Linked DNA regions of Homo sapiens: region 2 is linked to region 1. Evidence: read pairs that join two places in POLR2A ChIA-PET (ENCODE). Cell type or tissue: Panc1. All regions are shown on one strand. Each heading gives the region's core, and the rest is flanking DNA. Links, peaks and the distances in the headings are about the cores only.

Region 1 (8,308 bases), core at 133-8,132:
ACATTTGGTATTGTGTTCTTTGCTCGAGTACAACTTGATCATACGAGTCTAATCTGTGTTTCCATGTTTCTGCATTTGAATGAAACTAAACTGAAATGCTTGGAACCAGTGCCTTTCCTCTCTGAAGGCTCTGCACTATGGGCCATGTGACTGTTCTCAGATGTTGAAAGAAACCCACCTCCAGGAACTGGACCTCACTTGACCAAGCAAACCACGCGACACCAGCCTATGTGTCCACTCACCCTTGAAAGAATGGAGGGAAAAGCTTCTCCTGCTGGGCTGTGTCCTGCAGCCGGGAATCCTGGCGGGAGGCAGAGGCCTCTGATACGCTTCTGATGGGTGGGTGGGAGGTCCGTGTGTGCGTGCATGCGTGCATGTGTGTGTGAGAGAGACAGGAATGTGCCTTCTTTATCAGAAGCCATTTCCTATGTTCAAATGTGATTTCTCTATTTATCTACAATCTCAACTAGAAGCATAGAAAGAATTCTCACTCATGTTTAGGGGGAAAGAAGTCCAGCTGTGTCTATGAAAGCATTCATATTATCTCTCCCCCACCCCTTCAATATCTTGCCCAAAGCATTAGACATTCACTGTAGGTTTAGGCTAAAAACTTTATTCTATTTAGCTGAGCGTTTCCAATATGTTAATAGGAATATGAGAGAAGCGACACGCTTGAAAACATCACAGTTAATTCCTCCATTGCAAGATACAGTGATTGATTGATAGATGATGGATAGCTAGACATAGGCAGACAGATGGATACAGAAGCATAATAACATAAGTGGAAAATGGTCAGAAGTAGCAAAAGTTAAGGGGAAAATTGCCTTGAATTTCCCCACTGAGCTACCTTTGGCAGTGTCTAGGAGCCCCAGGAAGCGCTCAGCACACATGTATTAATCAAGTATGCCTTAAACATTCAAGCCTGGACACACAAAGCAATTTCAGCTTTTTTGTGAAATAAATATCAGGTATTAAAAACATACTTGGACACAGAACTGTTTTCAGTCCTCGGACAAAGGCCAAATAATCTGAGATGTGCACTGGGAAAAAAAGAAAGGCAGGCTTTCAGTTTCCTTTGGCATGAATCCAATTTGTGCAAAGTGCTGAGCCTCCACATCCTGGGAGAAGCCTCAGCCTAAAGCCCTCCTGGGGCCACGCTGGTTCCCTTCCCTGATGGCTGGACCCGGGTCGTCTCAGGGGCTTCCCAGCTGGGCTGCAGGGTCAGCTGTCAGCCATAAGTGGGCCCTTTGCTTCAATTGTCTCTGATGTCGCTAAGCTGCTGCAGAACCGGAGACAGATACAATGTCAGACTCCGTCTTAAACCCCAAGGACTGTGTCAGGGCCACTGTCATTTCATTCCTGTCTTTCAAATATCTTTACAAATGTAATTAATGGGGAATCAGCTGTCAAATCCATCTTTTAATAATCAAATCTTAGGTGGCAAGATTCGATTTTGCTTTGGGTTTCCTGATGGTTCAGAATGTGTTCCACGCAGCTCCCTCCCTTCTCAGCCAGTTCCCCGACCAGCTCGGGGGAACAACTATTTTTAGATCCAGGCAAGCCCCGGAGTGTCAGACGGTGAATTATTAGCTGTGACTTCAAAAACAGTCACGGAGATACTTTCGAAACCTCTGATTTCTCCATAGCATGTGGACTTGAATTTATATCCTGCCTTTACAGCCCAGATTCCTGTGGTGTAGAGAGAGGCAGGCCGTCAATGCAGCCCACATCTGATGTTCCTGGGCTTATTATTATTATTATTATTATTATTATTTTTTGAGATGGAGTCTTGCTCTGTCTCCCAGGCTGGAGGGTAGTGGTGTGATCTCGGCTCACTGCAACCTCCACCTCCCGGGTTCAAATGATTCTCCTGCCTCAGCCTCCCAAGTAGCTGGGATTACAGGCGCTCGCCCCCACACCCAACTAATTTTTGTACTTTTAGTAGGGACAGGATTTCACCATATTGGTCAGGCTGGTCTTGAACTCCTGACCTCAGCTGATCCACCCACCTTGGCCTCCCAAAGTGCTGAGATGACAGGCGTGAGCCACTGAGCCTGGCCTAGGTCTTATCAAAGCTCTGAAACTACTCCTGGGGTCACACTGGTGATGCACAGTGTCCTTAGATCACGTGCCTGCATTCAGAAGCAGCCCTTGTGCTCTGCACACCCCACTGGGGACCTTCACAGACGCTTCACCTGGCACACACAGCCAAGGACAGGGCAGCACTCAGAGCTACTCCACCAAGCCCGAAACCTACTTGCTCTACCTTTTGCTCTTTCCTTTATATTTTTTTTCATAATGTGGAGGTCAGACGGAGGCAGCATATTAACTCTTAGCACTGACCTGAATGTTCTACTTGAGCAGGTCTAGGAAAGCAAGGTCTGTAAAATGCCTGCTCGCGATTGTTGAGTACGATGTTTCACAAAACTGGAGAATATCAACACAGTGCCATTCCAAACTCCTTATTTTATAGAAAATAAATGGAGGCCTGGAGATGGTAAAGGACTTTCAGCAGGGTTATGACAAAACCATAAACCTGATGATGCCTGAAGTGTCCAGACTTCCAAATTCATGCGGTTTGGAGAATGTTCTGCCTGACAGCAGCAGGGAGTTGTAAGCAGGTTCAGCGTCATCCAGAAATGCTTGTGTCAGACCACCGCTTCCACAGAGGGTTCTGCAGAGATAAAAGTAGACAAGATGGCGAGGAAAAGGTTAAACACTCCCATTCTCTAGGATTGCCTGGCATAATTCTTTGTGCTCATGGATGTCATCGTCAAGATTCGCGACTGTGGGCAGGAATGTGCAGGTGGGGGAGTCAGCACCAATGAATCCTATTAATTCATGCCAGCCAGTCACTTCTGCTTTCAGGAAAAGATTCAGATTTCCCCAGTCTTAGGAACATTAAAAAAAAAAAAAAAAAAAAAGAAAAGAAAAGAAAAAAAAAGAAACAGCTTTTGGTTTTTTTTTTTTTTTTTTTTTTTTGGAGGAAACTGTCTTTCATACTAGATTTAAAAAGGAGGGTGTTTTAGAAGTGACAGATGCAAATATCCCCCACCAGTGTTTGTACAGCTTTGGGCAAGTGACAGGTCAACCTCCAGTTGTTGACAGGGAGAGGTTTTGTGAGCCAAACACCTTTATCATGAAGTATTATCTTGTAAAAATATTTACTAGGGTGTAAGTGCAGAACATTGTGCTTCCAGTGAGGCACACGAATTTTGCAACCGTGATGCAGTCCCACAAAACAATACCCAGGAAAAGGCCTTATTTTTCTCAGCCCTTGCTGTGCACGTTGTTTGTATGGAAGCGTTCCCTGATTGGCTCTGCCTCTTGTTTTGAAGTTCTGTTTTCACGGTTGACCATGCTTCCCGGTCACATAGAATACCTTTTTATTACTGCCCCTGATTTTTGTGTAAAAGAAATTTGAGTTTATGTCATAAAGTGAGTGTCACTCCTAAGAACCAAGCTTGATGAAAATTGTGCTCCTATCTGGCAAACATTCTCATTCCCGTGCATCTTTGGCACGGCCGTCTTCTTCTGTGGTGTTCAGAGTGAAACAGAGTCAACCATCAAACCGGAGGCGTTAGGACGCATTGGAGCTTTCCGGTAGTGATAAAGACACGTGTGGCATGGATGAGTTGCCTTCAGGGGAAGAACAGAGCCACCCTCTGTGTCTTCGGAAAGTTCCAGAATCTGTGTATTTGGGCTTCCCGCATGCACAGTGTGCTCAGGGACTGTGGCTGCAGGTGGTCAGATACCTAGGACCACGGGAGGAGGAAACGGAGCTTCAGGAGCAGTGCCCTCCCCCACTTTTCCTGTAATTCAGAGCCATAAATAGAGCTGGAAATGAAGCCAGGCTCCACATTGCCCAGCACATCATTCTGTGGGGATTACAGCCTCATTCACGCCGGGATTACTGCAGCAGCCTCTGAGCTGCGTCCTGGGCCAACACCGTCCACATTCCGTTCAGCTCGCACACTCGTGCCAGGCTGAGCCTTCCTGGGTGCCGCTTTCATCCCGCCGTCCCCCAGTTTGAGAAACAGAGAACATCGCGTGTGCCGACTTCATCCTGCCTCAGCCCCAGCAGCTTTATGGCGCTCCAGGGTCCCTGGCCGATGTCCTCCACGACCTGCATCCCTCTGTCAGGGACCCTGTTCTCCAGTACCCCTGCTCACCGCATCTAGGTGCACCCATGCCTGGCCACATGCTCCTGCAGACGCCCCCTGATCCTCCACCTCTGTAGACAGGGGCTGGATTCATATCAGTGGTTCCCAAGGAGACTCCACAGACCAGAAGGGAGAGAATCAGCTGTGAATTTTTACTGCAAATATTGCCATGGGTTGGCAAAGCCACCAAAAGTCCCTTCCCAAATTAAACAAAATGGGGATACGCACCACCACCCTCACCCAACACACACAAGTCTCCATTTATTTTAAGTCAAACTCAATGAAGCTGGAAAGGCTCCACATTAGTGGTGTTGCACAGCTGCTAATTCAGCCTCCCCTGGATTGTGGGGCGTGTAGGCTTGCGTGGTGTTCTGTCCAGAGGACACACGGGAATGTGCAAGGTGACCAGAAGCCTCCAGCAGGGCTGTCACCTGGCAGAAAAGTTTGAGGTCTTTGGCTTTGCTGTGTGACGATGAGCCGGAGAGTTTGGCAATGTGTGTAAGAACAGTGTGTTTAGGGTGGGTAGATATATGGGTTTAAGAAATCGATTACTCCAGATTTTATAGCCATAAGTGGACTTAGCGTCTTCATGTTTAAGGTGGAGAAATGAGCTCTAATGGTTAAATGACTTTCTTAAATGTCTTGGCAGCAGAACTGGAGGTGAAACCCGGGGATGTGGCCCCCACGCGGAGTTCCCACTGCACCGAAGTGCTTCTCTGCCTTGTATTGCACTGCAGTGTGAAATTTATACATTTAAAAATGTTTCAGTCTATACCAAAATTAGCCGAGTGCGGTGGCATGTACCTGTAATCCCAGCAAGTCGGGAGGCTGAGGCATGAGAATCTCTTGAACCCGGGAGGCAGAGGTTGCAGTGAGCCAAGATCGTGCCATCTGCACTCCAGCCTGGGCAACAGAGCGAGACTCCATCTCAAAAAAAAAAAAGTTTTTGTCTAGTTGTAAAATATACACTTACTATAAATATTAGACTGTAGGAACAAAGAACAAAGAGGAAGAAAGAAAACAATTCACCATCCAGCATTACACATAGTTACAGATCCTGTCAATTTCTCGTTCGCTCTCTCCTTTTCCTTATGTCTTTACATCAGAACCCTATCTTACATATTGTTTGAAACCTGACTCTTTCTCATAAAATATATGAATATCTTTTCAAATTAATAAACATCGCTATACACAACAACTTTTAAGATTGACCTGGCATGCTACTACCCGGCTGTAATCTCATTTACTGGATCATTTCCACATTGACGCCATCTGGAATACTTCCAATTGCCATTATCATTTTAAGGCAGGTATTTTCCTCATCAATTTTACATTTGTGTTTCCTTCACTTGTGACAATTTCCTGAGACCCTTTTGTGCTGTGGCACCCTGCTGAGAGCAGCTGTGGTGTTGCCAAGCGTCACAGGCTCCTCTCTAATTCTAACGCTCTTTCAAGTAAGGGACTGTTTTTTGGGAGGGTGCAGCACGCTTTGATGAGCTGGATATCAAGGTCTGCGTCTGTGCTGATATTTATTTACTCTTTGGTTCCTTCAGTGCTTGTTTTCAGCCCAGTGTTCCTGCTGTTTCATGGTGATTGGCAGAAGCTGCACTTCTGAGAGATGGGAGGAGGGATTCTTCTTCCTCTCTCATCCCATCACCTGCTCCAGAAGGCAGCTGGAGCAAGATGCGTATGGTGACAAGACTGTTAGGAGGAAGGAGAAATTCTAGAAAACAATGTGACATCTTCAAAGGTGAAGAACTTTGCAGCTCATGGAATTACAGTTAACTGAGAACCTTGGTTCGAATGAGTGGATGGATGACTATTGGAAATAGAATAGTGACTTTATATAAATTGAACAATGGGTGGAGATAGCTTTTGGGCATGTGAATATTGAATGCATGTGTGTTTTTGTGGATGAGTGTGGATTAGAGAGTGCGAGAATATTCTGACTGGCTGGTATGGTCCAATGGAAAATAAAGAGGGATAGTGATTGTAAGATTTTTAGGAGTAAAATTTAATATTTTTATATCATAATATAATGAGAAGCTTTATTCAAAGACTGAGATTGCTTTATTTCTAAATTTTTATTTATGTATTTGTTTACTTTATTTTTTTATTTTTTGAGGTGGAGTCTCGCTCTGTTGCCCAGGCTGGAGTGTAATGGTACCATCTTGGCTCACTGCAACCTCCACCTCCCGGGTTCAACCAATTCTCCTGCCTCAGCCTTCCGAGTAGCTGGGACCACAGGTGTGTGCCTCCACTCCTGGCTAATTTTTGAATTTTTAGTAGAGATGGGGGTTTCACCATGTTGGCCAGAGTGGTCTCGAACTCCTGACCTCAGGTGATCCACTTGCCTTGGCCTCCCAAAGTGCTGGGATTACAGGTGTGAGGCACCGCATGAGTCCTTGTTTACTTTAGAAATAGAGTTTGCTCTGTGGCCCTGGCCTGAGTGCAGTGGTACCATTGGAGCTCATTGGAGCCTTGAACTCCAGCGCTCAAGGGATCCTCCCACCTCAGCCTTCTGAGTAGTTGGGATTACAGGTATGCACCACCAAAACCAGTTTGGAATTGTTTTAATATGGCAAAGGAAGGCAGGAAAAGGAAATATTAAGCTTTCAGTCCTCAAGGTCAAGGACAAAGCCATGCTGATCACCTATCAGCAGCGTGGGGCACAGAGCTGGTGAGCGCCAGATAAAGGTTTCCTGATGCTGCTTGAATGGGATGCTTGTCCTTCCTCACTATTCACTGCAGCTACTTTATTGCTCTACTTAGTACGTAGTTAATCTAATCAGCACTATTGCGAAAGAGATTATGCTAGGCGCTGTCTTTGTTTTAACCTTCTTTCTTTCCCCATAAATTGTGACTCTGATATCGATGGTAAGATTTCAAAATGTCAAATACTAACTTACATTATTCTAGTAGTTAATTGAGAAAAATACAAAGATACAGAAAAAATAGGGAAAAGTAAAATATATAGATAACGATTCCAGGAAAGCTTAATTAAAAAAAAAAACACACAACAGGAGTTACAGCAAAAGAAACTTGGAAAAACAGAAATTATAAAAGAAATAAATCAAGAATATTGTTCAAAGCTAAAGAATATAAGCCTTTAAACTAAAAGGCTCATAAAATACCAAACAATTCAAATTAAAAAAAGAATTGCAGCCGGGTGTGGTGGCTCACACCTGTAATCTCAGCATTTTGGGAGGCCGAGGTGGGCAGATCATGAGGTCAGGATATCGAGACCACCCTGGCTAACACAGTGAAACCCTGTCTCTACTAAAAAAACAAAACAAAACAAAACAAATACAAAAAATTAGCTGGGCGTGGTGGTGGGCACCTGTAGTCCCAGCTACTCGGGAGGCTGAGGCAGGAGAATGGCATGAACCCAGGAGGCGGAGCTTGCAGTGAGCCGAGATCGTGCCACTGCACTCCAGCCTGGGCGACAGAGCAAAACTCCATCTCAAAAAAAAAAAAAAAAAAGAATTGCATTTGAACACTTGATTGGGAATGTTACATAATGAAGGTTAAATCAGAGTAACAAAAGTGTTCAAAATTGAGAATCACTGAAAAAATGATAAGAATTGCTTTAGCAGTATTGAACAAAAAATGCAATAAAGCAAAACCTTCAAATTAGTGATAGAAATTATTTTGAAACACTACTTCTTTCATTTAGTAAATCTATTTTTTATGGGCCTACCCTAAGGAAGATGTTTGTTATTTTATACATTTTTAATTTGTTAACCAACAGATTTGGATGCAATATTGCTACTCAGTGTGTTTCCAATATTTAGAGCTCTTAGAAGAGAAATCCTAAGCAAATGATCCTGTTTATTTTCTCTCCAAGTTTCACATCTACAGGAGTTAGTTTGGATAAAGAGAACATAATATTCTCATTCTGGGCTTTTTCTTTTTTCTCTAACAAATTTTCATTTATCTGTTGATATATACATGACAGTCTTGCTTTAAAAAATTATAAATTTTATGGTTTCTTTTAGGCAGGTTAAAATATTTTTGCTAACCCATTCATTCATGCATTTGTTCAGCAAGCTTTACTGAAAGCATATCATATCCCATGCATTGTGATAGGCACAGGACATGTAAACAACAACTGCATTGCTTGTCTTCAAGGACACACACACGCA
Region 2 (8,308 bases), core at 108-8,107, 350 kb after region 1:
CAATATTAACTGCTGCAGGGAATGTAGTTCACTCTGGTGTAATTGGTATTGTGTGTAAGGACCTCCCCTCCCCTCCCCTTCCCTTCCCTTCTCCAGACAGAGTCTCACTTTGTTGCCCAGGCTGGAGTGCATTGGCTCTATCTCTGCTCACTGCAACCTCCGCCTCCCGGGTTCAAGCGACTCTCCTGCCTCAGCATCCTGGGTAGCTGGGATTACAGGCACCCACCATCACACCTGGCTAATTTTTGTATTTTTGGTAGAGATGGGGTTTCACCATGTTAGTCAGGCTGGTCTCGAACTCCTGACCTCAGGCGATCTGCCCTCCTCGGCCTCCCAAAGTGCTGGGATTACAGACATGAGCCACTGCACCCAGCCAAGACATTTTCTTTTCTGCTTTTAAAGCATTATACTTATCTCAAAACATTCAATATAGCAAAAAAAAAAAAAAAAAGAGGGAAACATCCCAAAGCATCTGGCCTTCCCTCTTCATCCTTCCCCCTTGCCACCCTTTTAATCAAATCATCCGGACACCAACCAGGGTCACTGGGCCTACACAGTTCTGCGCGGTGCTAACAGGAAATCACTTTGTTTAGAACAAAAAATCACTTGTGATCACATCGCTTTGCTTGCTGGACAAAAATGCTTTAAAGATGATGTAATTAAATGTATTTAAATAAACTCTTGACACGGGTGTGAACTATTTTTAAATGAAAATAATTTTTTAACTGATCTCTCATTCCTCTGTGCACACTTTCAGAACTCTTACATACTATTTTTATAACAATTGAACCTGCTACCTAGCGGGATAGAATCGGTCTAGTGCTATCTCCTGAAATGTAATTACATACAGGAGGAAAAAGGCTGCTAGGTGTAGTATGGGAGATGCCGCTTCTTTTCAATACCATCACCGTCAGAGAATACACTGTAAAACTTGTTTTTCTACCATTTTCAGATTTCTTTTTGCTAGTTGCAGTATCTGAATTTGCTTTATTATTTACAAAGCTTGACAGTTTAAAACATGGTTTTCACCGACATGCCCTTGTACTTGTGTGATGGGGTTATTGTCTCTGCAGTAAATTCAGAATTCGATTGTCATGAGGCAGCTTAGTCGACCTCTGATCAACACACTCACTCAGAGAGTTTTCTAACCTCCAGGAAGGAAATAGCCCCAGGGCTGCTCGCATTTCTTTCTCTTTCTGAGCACTGCCCTTTCAGTGCTTTACCTAGTTTTCTTTATCATAGCCAATGTTCCCTACAGGCAGGAGTTCAGTGACAGTGGGGTGTGAAAACTTTGTATCCGAGCGTGGACATTAATCCTCCTGCCCCTCTGGAGCAACAACAGTGAAGGGAAGTGGGCCAGTTTGGGCAACATAGTGACTGCACAAAAATCACAGGGAGTTCACAGAGGATGGAATCTCATCCAGTTAACCTATTCCTGACCCTGAAAACACACACACACACACGTGCACACGAGAACACACACGCGCGCGCACACACACGCACACACGTACGCACACACCCGCACGCACACATGCACACGCACACCCACACACGCACAGACACGTGCACACGCATCACACACGCGCGTGCACACGCATCACACACGCGCACGCACACGCACACGCACGCACGCACGCACTTGCACACGTGCACACACATGCACATGGACACACACGCACGCACACACACACGCTACTGACGGCTCGCACAGCTCCAGGGGTGTCTGAAGCCTGTGATCATCAGCACCAGGGACCCAGAGACAAAACCAGCAGCCACAGCCAGGCCTCCAGGCTTCCTGTGGCTCCGCCCAGCACAGCACTGTATCTGATGTGTCGGGCGGAAGCTTCGTTGAAGACAAACATCCATTGTTAATTTCTGAGGCCGTGTCTGTTTGGCAGATGTGAGGTTATGGTCGGTCAGCGATGTCTGTCCACACATAGGCACGCCTCTGGACTCACTGAATCAGACACCCTGGGACCCGGCTCTGCGATCTCCGTCTTCCAAGCCGTGCAGGTGATGCTGGACCACACTTCAGTTGAGAATGAAGGGATGGAAATTATTTTAAATTGAAAACTCCTGAACAGTCAGCAGCCGCAGAAAGAAACTACCTCCACTTAAGCAGCTGCCCCAGGAAGCAGAGCTGCTTTGACCCCTCTGGGGGCATATCCTGCTTGGAGGAAGACTAAACCCCCCCCACACCGAGCAGTGCAGTACAGGCCGGGCATGGTGGCTCACGCCTGTCATCCCAGAGCTTGGGGAGGCTGACGATCATCTGAGGTCTACTCGAGACCAGCCTGGCCAACATGGTGAAACCCCATCTTTACTAAAAATACAAAAATTAGCCGGGTGTGGTGGCGCACTCCTGTAATCCCAGCTACTCAGGAGGCTGAGGCAGGAGAATCTCTTGAACCTGGGAGGCAGAAGTTGCAGTGAGCCGAGATCACACCACTGCCCGTCAGCCTGGGCAACAGAGAGAGACTCCATCTCAAAAAAAAAATAAAACAAAACAAAACAAAACCAGTTCGGATCAGCTGCCCATTAGCGTCAAGACCGAAAGGACCTTCCACACTCCCCGTGAAGCCCTGAGCCCCTGTTTTTATTGTGTTTGCTGGTATATAAACCCTTTCCTCATTACTGTGTCCTCACGTGTGTGTGCATGAGCACAGCCGATGGACCTTGCTCTCCCTCCTGTCCACCTGTCTGCTGTCCGTTCACTTGCAGACCCCAGATATTTCAAGCTATGACAGTAGAGAAAAAAGTCTCCCCAACAATAGAGAAAAAAGTCTCCCCAACAAGAACTGCTGCTGTCAGCCTGCTCACCTGCACCATGGTTCCCACCAGCACTCCTGTTACAAGTGACAGATGAAAACTCACGCGGAAGACGACCTCAGAGCCAACATTCCTGGAAGGAGGCTGCGCTGGGGGCCGTGCTGGGGGCTTCACGTGGAATATCTCATCTTCCCCACACAATGACTTTGCAAGATGGAAAACACTCGTCCACCCCAGCTGACCGATGGGGACAGGTTTGGAGAAAGCAGAGCCAAGGCAGGCACTGATGGAAACACGCGGAGAAGAGGGCGAGTGAGCTCGGCGCCGGTGGCGGGGGCACGCAGGGAAGAGGGCGAGTGAGCTCGGCGCCGGGGGGCACGCAGGGCAAACACCGGGCTAATCGGGTGAGGGGGCGCAGCAGACACGCTGCTGCGGGTAGGATTTTCTTTTGGTCTCAGATCTGATTTTGTGAAATGGGAACATGAGCAGCACCTCAGGTTTCTGTGCTAAGTGAAGCAATTCCTGCAGTGCCTGGCATGTTGGGGGGCTCCACACCTCAGAGTCCTCCTGCTGACCCTGAGGTCATTTCTCTCCCCTGCTCAGGGGAGCCCAGGGGACCTTCAGTCCAGACCTGACCTGCCCCTCACCTGCTGAGTAAGTTCAGGTAAACGATTTACTAGCTTTCTGTCTGGGCTTCCCCTAACTGTAAAATGAAGCATTGGGGGTGTCTGGGTGGAGGCCTATGCATCTCCCATTCTGTTTAGATTTGAGGCCTCAGTCAACAAAGACTTAGTGAGCACCTACTATGTGCACGGCACTGTGCGAGGAATTAGGGATCTAACACTGAAGCAGGAAGACATGAGCTCAGTCTTGGTGAGGCTTACAGTTTGTAGGGGAGAAACACAATCATCAGTGAATCACAAAGCCAACATTTGATGACAAACTGTGACAGGTTTGCTCTGGTTGCCATAACAGTCTATCACAGACTGGGTGGCTTAAATCACAGACATTTAGTTTTTCATCGTTTCAGAGTCTGGAAGTCCAAGATCAAGGGACCAGAGGGTTGGTGTCTGGAGACGGCTCTCCTCTTGGGTTGCAAATAGCTGCCTTTTCACACCATGCCCTCCCATAGCAGAGAGAGAGAGAAAGGGGGAGGGAGGGAGAGATGGTTGGAGAGAGAAAAAGAGAGGGAGAAGGAGAGAGAGAGAGAGAGGGAGGGAGGGAGAAAGAGAGGGAGAGAGGAGAGGAGAAGAAACGGAGCACACTCTCTGGTATCTTTCCTTTTAAGGAAGCTAATCCTATTGGATTAGGGCCCTGCCCTTGTGACCCAACATAACCTTAATTGCCTCCCTACCCCACATACACCCACTCTGGGGTTTAGCACTTCAGCATGTGAATTTTGGGAGGACACATACATTCAGCCTGTAACAGGTGGTGTGAGGCAAGTTCATTGTTCCGTGTCAGGACCAGTCTAGTTTATCAGGGGCTCAGTAATTCAAACAACTTTACTATGATTTGAGGAAAATATGAGTGACTGAAAAAGAGAACTTAGGCAAACTGGGTGATTTATTTGCCATCTGTCTATAGTATCAACTGAGGTTAGAAACCCCATACTCTGGTATCTAATAACTCGGTTCTGGGCATCTATACAGACTTTTAATATATCCATGTTTCCAAGCCGAGCAGAATGTAGAGGAGAGGGGTGTGGGAGGTGGTAGGGCTGAAGCTTATGGGCAGAGGAGACGAACAGGGCATTGCCCTTTCACAGTCATTGTGGTGTCTGTGAGTGACAGGTGAGTGGCCCAGTATCAGTGTATGTGACAGATTCGGATCTGAAACAGACAGCCCTAAATTAGATTCCAACTCCATCTCTCACTGTCTCTGAGACTTTGAGAAGTTTCCCTAACCTAGAAAACCTCTACCTCCGTATTTACAGAATGGGAGAAAGGCCAGTGCCATGAGGTTGCTTTTAGAATTAATTGGAGTAGCACATGCAAGCCCTCGGCTTTGGGGCTGCTCCGCCGTGTGGCTCCCAGCGCGCTCCGGTCACCTGTCTGCAGCAGGCTCAGGTTCCCGTCCTGAGCCAGTCAGAGTGGCACTCCGGGGTGGACTGTCCCCACAGGGTCTTCAGCCAGCAGCAGCTGGAATGGGCCCCATCAGTGAGACAGAGGACGGAAGGGGAGAGTTGCATTTCCAACCCTGACAGCTAAAGAGCAGAAGATGACAGGTTCCCAGAGACCTGTAAGCACAGACCTGCCAGCTCTTTCATTCCTGGGCTGTGGGCTTTTTTTTTTTTTTTTTTGACAAGCTAAGAGAACAATATTGGGCTTCCCCACAAATGACTGATTTTCTCTGAAGGCAAACCCCCCAGATTACATGCACTCAATCATCTGGGAACCGGGCCAGACCCAAACAGAGGTTTTGTCCATAAGATTTCAGGGCAGCTTTTTTACGGTCAGAGTCTTGCAGAGGGGATGAATTACAGTGGCCACTTAGAAAATTTCCAAATAAAGAAATCCTAATTGTTTCAGGGTCAGTGAGGCCTTCTCTCACCTGAACTGGGATCAGATTAGCAGCAACAACAATGAATGAGTGATGGAGACGGCATCCGGCACCCACAGTACACACAGAATGGTTATGTTTATCTTCCATCTCCTGTGCCAGCTTACTGACATGGGGCACTGCAGTTCCCAGAGCAAGCCTGGTGAGTGGCAGAAGCCCAGAGGCTGCAGACCTGCCTTGTAATTGGGGACATCCCCAGCGCTGCGAGAGTGGTTTTCCTCACACCACCTGGCTCAGCCATCTGGGTTGAAATCCACTGTGCATAATCACCTTTCCAGGCATCTCCCCTGAGATGTGCTCTGACGTGGGCAGGAAGGAAGGCTCACCTGCGAGCATGACATTGCACTCAGAGGCGCATTGCTTCCATCAGTGACCAGACAAACCATTCCCTACATTATTTTTCTGGTCAGGGAGAGCATGAAAAATAATAGCTCATCAGATTTTAAGCGTGCAGGGATCTGACGTGACATTGCTCAGAACAGTCACATTTGTCCCTTCCCATACAGGACTTGTCCCCTGATGAGCACATGGGACAATCATCCAAGTAGAATGAAACCAGCTGGGAGAAGCCACCACACATCCCCTTCAGAAACAGCAACTCTCCCACGCCTGACTGACTTCCTGGTGCCTGGAACTCCTCTGAGTGGAGCAACTCTATTGACTGAGATTATCTCCATAAAGTCCAGGTGAAGGTGAAAATAACAATCTCACCATTTACTGATTGTCAATTTCCTGTCCAATAAGAAAAGAATAAGACTTCAGGGAGGCAGGGCAGGCAACAGGCACGTCTGAGTCCATTTCTCAGCTGAAATCTACAAGAAACTGAGGACCTCAATCCCCCAACCCTGGAGCAATGCAGTCCTGCCGGTATGCTTGTAGGGGTGCTCAGAAGCAGACCCTTCCCCACCTGAGCCTTCAGATGAGTCCTCATCCCTGGCCAGTACCTGAGTGTGGACTTGTGAGTGAGCCAAGCCAGCCATGCCACACAAAGATTCCTGACCCACAAAAACTGTGAGATGATAAATGTGCATTGATTCAAGCTGCTAAGTTTGGGGGCAACTTGTTACACAGCAGGAGATAACTACTACACCACCACCATGATCTGTTTTTTGGCCTTTGAACGTATCTCATTTATTCTTTTTTTAAATTCTGTTTTCCTCTCCAAGATTGCCACCCAGTGTCTGTCCAATTCCTCACCCACAAGTCAGTTTCCACTTTCCCTCTGAGCCCTTCTGATTTTTTCCACTCATGATGGTTTTTCTCTTCCACAAGACACAGAATTTATTGTCTCAGCTGTGCCATTCCAAGATCAGGGTTTCTTTAAGCATTCCCCCGGCCTTGGAATAGCACAGCTCAAAACAAGGTACAAATGGGATTTACTTTTTTTTTTCTGTGCTCTTTATGACTGTATTACATCCCCTTTCACTCTTTTTTTCTTTCATTTTTGAAAATATAATAATGTTATCAACTAAAGTCACCATGTTGTAAAATAATATCTTGAATTTATTTCTCTTATCCAACTGAAATTTTGTATCCTTTGATCAACGTTTCCCCAACCTCCAACTCCCCCATTGCCCAGCCCTTAGTAACCACTATTCTTCTCTCTGCTTCAGTGAGTTCAGCTTTTGAAAATTTTCCACAGATGAGTGAGGTCATGTGGTATTTGTCTTTCTGTGCCTGGCTTATTTCAGTTAATATAATGTCTTCCAGGTTCATCCATGTTGTTGCAAACGACAGGATTTTCCTCTTTTTTAAAGCTGAATAGTATTCTGTTGTGCATATGTACCCCATTGTCTTTATTTGTTGATGCCTTGTTGGACACTTAGGTTGAGTCCATATCTTGGCTATTGTGGAGAATGCTGTAGTAAACATGAGACTGCAGAGATGTCTTTTAATATACTGATTTCAAAGCCTTTAGATATAAACCAAGAAGTGGAATGAATTGATCCAGGTGGGACTGAATACCAGACAGACAAGTCATCAACACTAGTAGGATTTGCATTTCTTTAGAAGCAAAGCTGGAGAAGATTGGAGGTTAGGCACTGGATCAGCACTGGTTGTCCAAATAAAGTAAGCATGAGAGTCGGGTGAAAGGAAGGAGTAGCCACTGGGAAGGGTCCATGAGAGGGAAGCAAGTGTGAGTGAGTGCTATAGACTGCTGGGGGTGGGGTGGGGGTGGTGCTGACACCTGTGATATGTGTGTGTGTGTGTGTGTGTGTGTGTATGTGTAACTTTCCCTCTAAATCTCTAAGTTACCCAACGGCTCCCCAAGAACCTGGTAACCTAGTGGAATGCAATGCTTTGAAATCCACTCAGTAAATATTCATTGAACCAGTGTATGAAACTAGAATCCCTGTTCATCCCTTTCTTTCTTTCTTTGCAATCTTTAAAAGCAAAAAGACATATATTATTAACAGTTCATTTATAGAGTCAATTCTATTTCTAAAGAGATAGAGCATATTTTAAATGTGTTACTTTTTTAATGTTTATTTCTATGGCTATTTAGGCTTAGTTTATATTCAATTTAACAGGGAAAAACATAACGAATTCAATAGCAATGCAAAGGTAATATAAATAGTCTAATAACAAGATATGATTTTCATTTGGCCCATATTAAAACTGGATTTAGAGGAACCATGCAAATTCACACTTAATAACAAATATATTTATATGCGTCTATTAATTTCCCATTCGGAAACACAAAAGCTTTCTAGATAAGGTATTTTACTGTCTGATATAAGGCATAGTTCTAATTATATAAAGGTTTAGGAAAATCAGGCCTAGTCAAGTTATATCTACATATTCATATGACTTAACTAAATTAATTGAGTATAATAGACTAGAATTGTGTAAAAATTAATATTTGGAGTTTTTATGTTGTTGCTGTAATTTTAAAAATGCCAGGCAACTGGTTTGACTAAAAGTTCTCACTGCTTTGGTTATAGCCAAACTATAGGGGGGAAATGTTTATTTTAAC

The links. ChIA-PET counts read pairs that join two places held together with the same protein. Peaks named below come from ENCODE experiments on the same cell type or tissue, not always from the same donor. Only the 100,000 strongest peaks of a DNase experiment are listed, where the experiment ranks them.
Region 2: POLR2A ChIA-PET joins it to region 1 with 12 read pairs; 3 of 35 experiments call an interaction of 5 or more read pairs at or near these places.

The regions. Positions count from the first base shown.
Region 1 is chr10:3,743,054-3,751,361 of GRCh38, reverse strand. LOC105376360 (a long non-coding RNA gene) reads right to left here. Exons shown (of 2, transcript NR_131187.1): 2 at 598-2,674. Among named protein-coding and RNA genes, the nearest start is that of KLF6, 38 kb to the left of the region's middle. In Panc1, for the core only: no CTCF peak of the experiment used is centred there; no DNase peak of the experiment used is centred there; H3K27ac peaks cover 4,276 bases.
Region 2 is chr10:3,392,826-3,401,133 of GRCh38, reverse strand. All of the region lies in intron 1 of LOC105376360 (a long non-coding RNA gene), which reads right to left. It overlaps LOC105376358 (a long non-coding RNA gene), which reads left to right and starts at 3,779. Exons shown (of 3, transcript XR_930568.3): 1 at 3,779-3,831; 2 at 5,301-5,473; 3 at 5,838-8,308. LOC105376357 (a long non-coding RNA gene) reads right to left here and starts at 3,639. Exons shown (of 2, transcript XR_930567.3): 1 at 3,574-3,639; 2 at 2,700-3,052. RefSeq lists enhancers at 948-1,524, 1,525-2,102. In Panc1, for the core only: no CTCF peak of the experiment used is centred there; a DNase peak (open chromatin) is centred at 3,703; H3K27ac peaks cover 353 bases.